2 separate regions of the Homo sapiens genome follow, and region 2 is linked to region 1. The links are chromatin contacts, found by Hi-C in ENCODE. All regions are on one chromosome and are shown on one strand. The core of a region is the stretch at or near the end of the contact, and the rest is flanking DNA. Distances in the headings are between cores, read along the strand shown.

Region 1 (3,351 bases), core at 597-3,096:
GCCTCTGAGGAAGAGCATTGAATGAAGCAAGGTTGCGACAAAGGCAAATTTTCACTTTTTACTGATTTCACTATGAGAAATGTACCTATTACTCATGTACTTTACAAAATTTGCTCCCACTAATAAAAAAACAAAGCAAGTCAACCGAAGTTGGGAATTGTCAATTTAGGTGCATCCTCCTGAACTCTGCTATTAGGACGACGATGCTTCCTGAAGTGATTAAGTTTCCCTAAGCCAGGCACAGTGGCACATGCCCTTAGTCCCAGCTACTGCAGATCACTTGAGCTCAGGAGTTCAAGTCCAGCCTGGGTAACAAGGTGAGACCCCAGTCTCCAAAAGTAAAAGTTAAAAAATTTTAATAGCCAGGTGCAGTGGAGGCTCAAGCCTGTAATCCCAGCACTTTGGGAGGCTGAGGTGGGTGGATCACGAGGTCAGGAGTTCGAGACCAGCCTAACATGGTGAAACCCCGTCTCTACTAAAAATGCAAAAATTAGCTGGGCATGGTGGCGGGTGCCTGTAGTTCCAGCTACTCGGGGGGCTGAGGCAGGAGAATCGCTTGAACCCAGGAGGCGGAGTTTGCAGTAAGCCGAGATCATGCTACTGCACCCCAGCCTGGGCGAAAGAGCGAGACTCTGTCTCAAAAAACAAACAAAGAAAAACAAAACAAAACAAACAAAAATTAATAAAATGAAAGTTTCCCTTGATTCCATATACTGAATCTGTTCCTAGTTCAAGTAATGGTAAAATTCTGGTGCCATTATAATATAATTATGACTAGAAGACCCAGAAAATCTTAACCAAATACCCCTCCTTGTAAATGTATTAGAGATGTGCACAGAATAATGCAGTAGTGCAGATTATTTAAGACTGCAGGAGGCCGGGCGTGGCGGCTCACGCCTGGAATCCCAGCACTTTGGGAAGCCGAGGTGAGCGGATCACTTGAAGTCGGGAGTTCAAGACCAGCCTGGTCAACATGGTGAAACCCAGTCTCTACTAAAAATACAAAAATTAGTTTGGTGTGGTGGCATGCACCTGCAGTCCCAGCTACTCAGGAAGCTGAGGCATGAGAATCGATTGAACCTGGGAGGCGGAGGTTGCAGTGAGCCGAGATCATGCTACTGCACTCCAGCCTGGGAGAAAGAGCAAGACTCTATCTCAAATAAATAAATAAATAAATAAATTAATAAAATGAAAGTTTCCCTTGATTCCATATACTGAATCTGTTCCTAGTTCAAGTAATGGTAAAATTCTGGTGCCATTATAATATAATTATGACTAGAAGACCCAGAAAATCTTAACCAAAAACCCCTCCTTGTAAATGTATTAGAGATGTGCACAGAATAATGCAGTAGTGCAGATTATTTAAGACAGCAGGAGGCCGGGCGTGGCAACTCACGCCTGGAATCCCAGCACTTTGGGAAGCCGAGGTGAGCGGATCACTTGAAGTCGGGAGTTCAAGACCAGCCTGGCCGACATGGTGAAACCCCATCTCTACTAAAAATACAAAAGTTAGTTGGGCGTGGCGGCATGCACCTGCAGTCCCAGCTAATTAGGAAGCTGAGGCATGAGAATCGATTGAACCCAGAAGGCGGAGGTTGCAATGAGCCGAGATCGCACCACTGCACTCCAGCATGAACGAGAGCGAGACCCTGTCTCAAAAAAACAAAACAAAACAAAAAAAACTGCTGTTCCCTCCAATAACTGCATCCAAAGTTCAGCGGGTCCCAGCTCAGTCCTTTTCTGGGTAGCAGAGTGGCCCTATGGCATGACTCACTGTTCTTGGATCTATGCAAGCTCTACCATTTCCTGTCCCAGGCAGAGGGTGAAAAGGAAATGAGAAAGGCCTAGCACCTAAAAGGCAGCTTGTAGAAGAAAGACCGGCTGGGAAAGTACCCCATGTGCTTTCTGTTCTCCTTTGCCCTGGTACAGGATAGTGAGTGCAGATTCGAATAACCTGTTTCTCTCATGATACCATCTGAACTTTGGAGGGATGAAACCAATGAAACCAAGCAGGTGTGAAAACCTAAATTGGCCACGTTATTTAGACCTCATTCAATTACGAGAAAAGGTTACTCCACAGGGCTGAGCCCAGCACTCATTCTTTTTTTTTTTTTTTTTTTTTTTTTTTTTTGAGACGGAGTCTCGCTCTGTCACCCAGGCTGGAGTGCAGTGGCGCGATCTTGGCTCACTGCAAGCTCTGCCTCCCGGGTTCAAGCGATTCTCCTGCCTCAGCCTCCAGAGTAGCTGGGATTACAGGCACCCACCACCACGCCCAGCTAATTTTGTATTTTTAATGAAGATGGGGTTTCTCCATGTTGGTCAGGCTGCTCTCAAGCTCCCGACCTCAGGTGATCTGCCCACGTCGGCGCCTCCCGAAGTGCTGGGATTACAGGCGTGAGCCACTGCGCCCGGCCTCATTATTTATTTATTTATTTATTTTTTTGAGACAGGGTCTCGCTCTGTTGCCCAGGCTGGAGTGCAGTGGCACGATCTCGTCTCACTGCAAACTCTGCCTTCTGGGTTCAAGCGATTCTCATGCCTCAGCCTCCTGAGTAGCTGGGACTACAGGTGTATGCCACAGACCTTGGCCCAAGCCATAGCATATGAATTTGTAAAATCTAACCATGTCGCACTTAAAAGTGTCTTCCTCCTCATTAAGTAGTTCCTGATGTAGTTCCCCCGATTACAGCTGCCTTGCTCTAACGCCAATTGGATCAGCACGACTCAGTAAGTCAATAACAAACAGGCTTCCCAGTGACGATGGAAGTGGGGTCTTATTTGCAATTTTAAAAAGTATAAAAAGCAGGGGCTTTTATATAATATGAAAACTTGGACACAACTCCTGAGCACAACAGGAAAATAAGTAAGCAAACTTACCTGTGTGTTTTCCCTCAAAGGCAAATTCCACTGAAACAACCCAAGAGTTACAAGGAAGGGGAAAAGCCTGTGGCAGCATTGGAAAACAGAGAACAATATCATCAAGTGACCGATAGCACAGACGGATTTCTGAACGAAATGAAGATGATGGAATCAGATCAACAGGGAAGCAGATGGTGCCCAACAGCCTAGTGATGTAACACTGGCAAGGTACGGGGCTCCATGAGAGGTGAATGGGCTGCTCCAACCAAGCCCTAGAAACTACCCAAAGGCAGAGCAGCCGGGGCTGGGATAACAGGCAGGTGTGAGGCAGGCAGAGGAGGGCCAGAAAAGCCCTCCCATTACAACCAGGTACACGGTTTACTTCTCAGAGCTCTCCACGTCCTAGTCAAAGAAGTAAGGGTAGCCAAAAGTAGAAATATCAGAAAGACTCCAAATTGCCATTATTTGCAAATAAAATTGTCTCCTTAGAAA
Region 2 (3,351 bases), core at 395-2,894, 1.5 Mb after region 1:
TACTATCTCTGGGTCTATAGTGCTGGCATTGAATTGGAGAACACCCAGCTGGTGTTCACTGCTTGGTGTGTGGCGGAAAAACCCTCACACATTTGGTCACAGAAGCCCTTTTCTGTGTTGGTGATTGTTGTGCTGGTGTGAGAACAGAGGAAAAACACCGCTTGCAGAGTTTTTCCTGAAACAATACTCTTTAGAGCGATAGAAATAAATACCACGACCTGCGCATTCAAAGCTGTTGTATCTGGATTGTGACTGCGTGGAAGGTCGAGGCGGGAAGACAGGGGCTGTTGCTTTTCGTTATAAACTCTGCATTACTTGATTTTTGCACTACGTACATTTACTTTGATAACACTGGAAAGAATAAATTGGCCATGTAGTGTAGCTTCCAAAAAAAACTATTGCTTGGGTTTCAAGGTCAAGGAAATTTCATTCTCATCAGTTTCTTGGGAAAGAGGAAGTGGAATGATGTTGTCAGAAAGTGAAACCATGGGTCATTTTCAGAACTACTCAGAGTAATAAATATTTTTTGTCAGTTTTGTTCTTACAAGTGAAATGGACCGCAGAGAGGCACTTTTTCTTTTCTTTTTTCTTTCTTTCTTTTTTTTTTTTTTGAGATGAAGTCTCGCTCTTGTACCCCAGGCTGGAGTGCGATGGCGTGATCTCGGCTCACTGCACCCTCCACCTCTCCAGTTCAAGCGATTCTTCTGCCTCAGCCTCTCCAGTAGCTGCGATTACAGGTGTGTGCCACCATGCCCGGCTAATTTTTTTTGTATTTTTAGTAGAGATGGGGTTTCACCATGTTGGCCAGGCTGGTCTCGAACTCCTGACCTCAGGTGATCCGCCTGCCTCAGCCTCCCAAAGTGCTGGGATTACAGGCATGAGCCACCACGCCCGGCCGACACATTTTTAATAGAACCAAGGAGAGCTTGCTTTTTGAGAGAGGGCAGCTGAGAGAGGGGGCCTAAGAGAATCACATCCTAGTTCCAGTAGGATGTCCTCTAGGCCACCAGGCTGGTTTAATGGCCAAGGTGCTTCCAGAGAGAGGAAGCCCTGGGGAAGGATGATAGAGAGTACAGAAAACAGGGAGTACACAATGGCTGCATGACCGAGTTCAGGCCCTGGGAAGGTATGAAAGCTGGATCCTACCTGTGCTGGCAGACCTGGAGTTGTTGCCACAGAGGGCCGATAAGATTGTGAGTACAGGACTACTGAGGGCTACTGAAGGATCGCAAAGAAGTGTTTGCACTGGCCGAGTGCAGTAGCTCATGCTTGTAATCCTAGCACTTCAGGAGGCCAAGGCAGGCGGATCACTTGAGTCCAGGAGTTCATGATCAGCTTGGGCAACATAGCAAGACCCTGTCTCTATATACACACACACACAACACACACACACACACACACACACACACACACTCTTACACTTAGCCAGGTGTGGCGGCATGTGCCTATAGTCACAGCTACTCAGGAGGTTAAGCTCCTCCTCAGCTACTCAGGGGGTTTCACCATGTTGGCCAGGGTGGTCTTGAACTCCTAATCTCAAGTGATCCGCATGCCTCGGCCTCCCAAAGTTCTGGGATTACAGGCGTGAGCCACCCTGCCCACCCAGAATGAACTTTCAAAAGGGAACAAGGATTAGAGAAGGGAGTGACACTGAATAGAACCAGAGAGAAGGGGCTTGGGGGCAGGAAGTTGAGAGCTCACACCTAAGTTTCCATTTCCTCTGAGGTGGGAGGCAAAGTCAACAGTGTGGGGGTTGAGGTGGGAGGGGTCCGGCTTGAGCAGAGCAGTGCAATAGCACGCACCAACTCCTCCACCTTCCAGCCCAGTCCCCATCCCCCATTCCCATGGCGCTTTCTTCACAATTTTAGTTGGTGGAGCCTCTCTCGTGAGGCCATCCTTTCTCCTTGCCTACCGCATCCCAAGAAGAACTCAGCTACGTGAAGGGATGTCACTACCCCCTGCAATATGTATATGTGAAATATGTTGGGCGCGGTGGCTCATGCCTGTAATCCCAGCACTTTGGGAGGCCGAGGCAGGCAGATCATGAGGTCAGGAGTTCAAGACCAGCCTGGCCAACATGGTGAAACCCCGTCTCTACTAAAATACAAAAATTAGCCAGGCATGGTGGTGTGCACCTGTAATCTCAGCTACTTGGGAGGCTGAGGCAGGAGAATTGCTTGACACTGGGAGGCGGAGGTTGTGGTGAGCCGAGATCACGCCACTGCACTCCAGCCTGGGCAACAGAGCTAGACTCCTTCTCCAAACAAAATTTTAAAAATGAAAAATAAGTTGGGCATGGTGGCACGCGCCTGTGGCCCCAGCTACATGGGAGGTTGAAGTGGGAGGATTGTTGGAGCCCAGGAAGTTGAGGCTGTAGTGAGCTGCAGTCACGCCACTGCACTGCAGCCTGGGTGACAGAGCCAAATCTTGTCTCAAAAAAAAAAAAAATGCATTGAGCACAGTGGCTCACACCTGTAATCTCAACAGTTTTGGAGGCTGAGGCAGGAGGATCACTGAAGGCCAGGAGTTAGCAACCAGCCTGGGCAACACAGCAAGACCTTGTCTCTACAAAAAAAATTAAAAATTTGCCAGGCAAGGTGGTGCATGCCTATAGTCCCAGCTACTCAAGAAGCTTAGGTGAGAGGATTGCTTGAGCCCAGGGATTCGAGGCTACATTGGGCCATGAATGTGCCACTGCACTCCAGCCTGAGTGACAGAGTAAGACCCTGTCTCAAAAAAAAAAGAAAAAACAGTGAAATGCATTTTTCTTCCAACTGAGCCTGTGACAGTGACAGTTGTCTCTTGGTGTATTTGTTCTTTTTATTTGTTTGTTCCTTGTCTGTCTCCCACACTGATGGGCAAGCAGCATAAGAGCAGAGGCTTTGCCTGTAATTACCACTGTGTTTCTAGCGCCTAGAACATCACCTGGGGCAGGACATACCATACATATCTGTGAATATACGAAAGAATGGATGATGCCCCAGTCTCTTTCCCCTGCTATAGATGGACCTCCCACCCGAGAATGCAGGCAGAAGTCACTTTGGGTCCAGTAACTGAAATTACTGTGCTGTGCAGTCTAATTCCAAAGCCTCATCTGGACACGCGACCCTGGGCAGGCTCCCCGTCCTGCGCTGGCCATTGGCTACTGGGGCCAAGAGGCTGGCTGGGAAGCAGTGGCAATCCAATGCTGGGGAGGTGGAGTTCCAGCTTCCCCTTTGTTTCTCCCCATTCCTCTAGTTGTCCATGACATTTTCAAGGAACATGAGTGAGCCTGTTGCAGTTCTGGGTGGTTTCAGTGGAAAGGATTTGGCAAGACCTTCCACAGTGAAGAGGGCGTGTGAGTGGGAGAGC

Evidence for each region. A loop is a pair of places that touch in the nucleus more often than their neighbours do. Pooled maps may share reads with other maps.
Region 2: a loop to region 1 is called in a map with no recorded cell type, with 8 times the contacts of the local background. The contact joins two enhancer-like sites. A Hi-C loop is called at or near these places in 2 of 37 single-sample maps with no recorded cell type and 3 of 50 pooled maps.

Annotation. Positions count from the first base shown.
Region 1 is chr17:3,709,270-3,712,620 of GRCh38, forward strand. It overlaps a transcript of P2RX5 not described here. Among named protein-coding and RNA genes, the nearest start is that of HASPIN, 13 kb to the right of the region's middle. RefSeq lists a silencer at 1,553-1,753. Within about 2 kb of position 1,847, at least 10 of the 41 ENCODE cell types and tissues checked have a DNase peak (open chromatin) inside an H3K27ac peak, as active enhancers do.
Region 2 is chr17:5,225,912-5,229,262 of GRCh38, forward strand. The region is part of intron 1 of SCIMP (SLP adaptor and CSK interacting membrane protein); the gene reads right to left. All of the region lies in intron 5 of ZNF594-DT (ZNF594 divergent transcript), which reads left to right. Among named protein-coding and RNA genes, the nearest start is that of SCIMP, 7.3 kb to the right of the region's middle. RefSeq lists a silencer at 190-390. Within about 2 kb of position 1,645, at least 7 of the 41 ENCODE cell types and tissues checked have a DNase peak (open chromatin) inside an H3K27ac peak, as active enhancers do.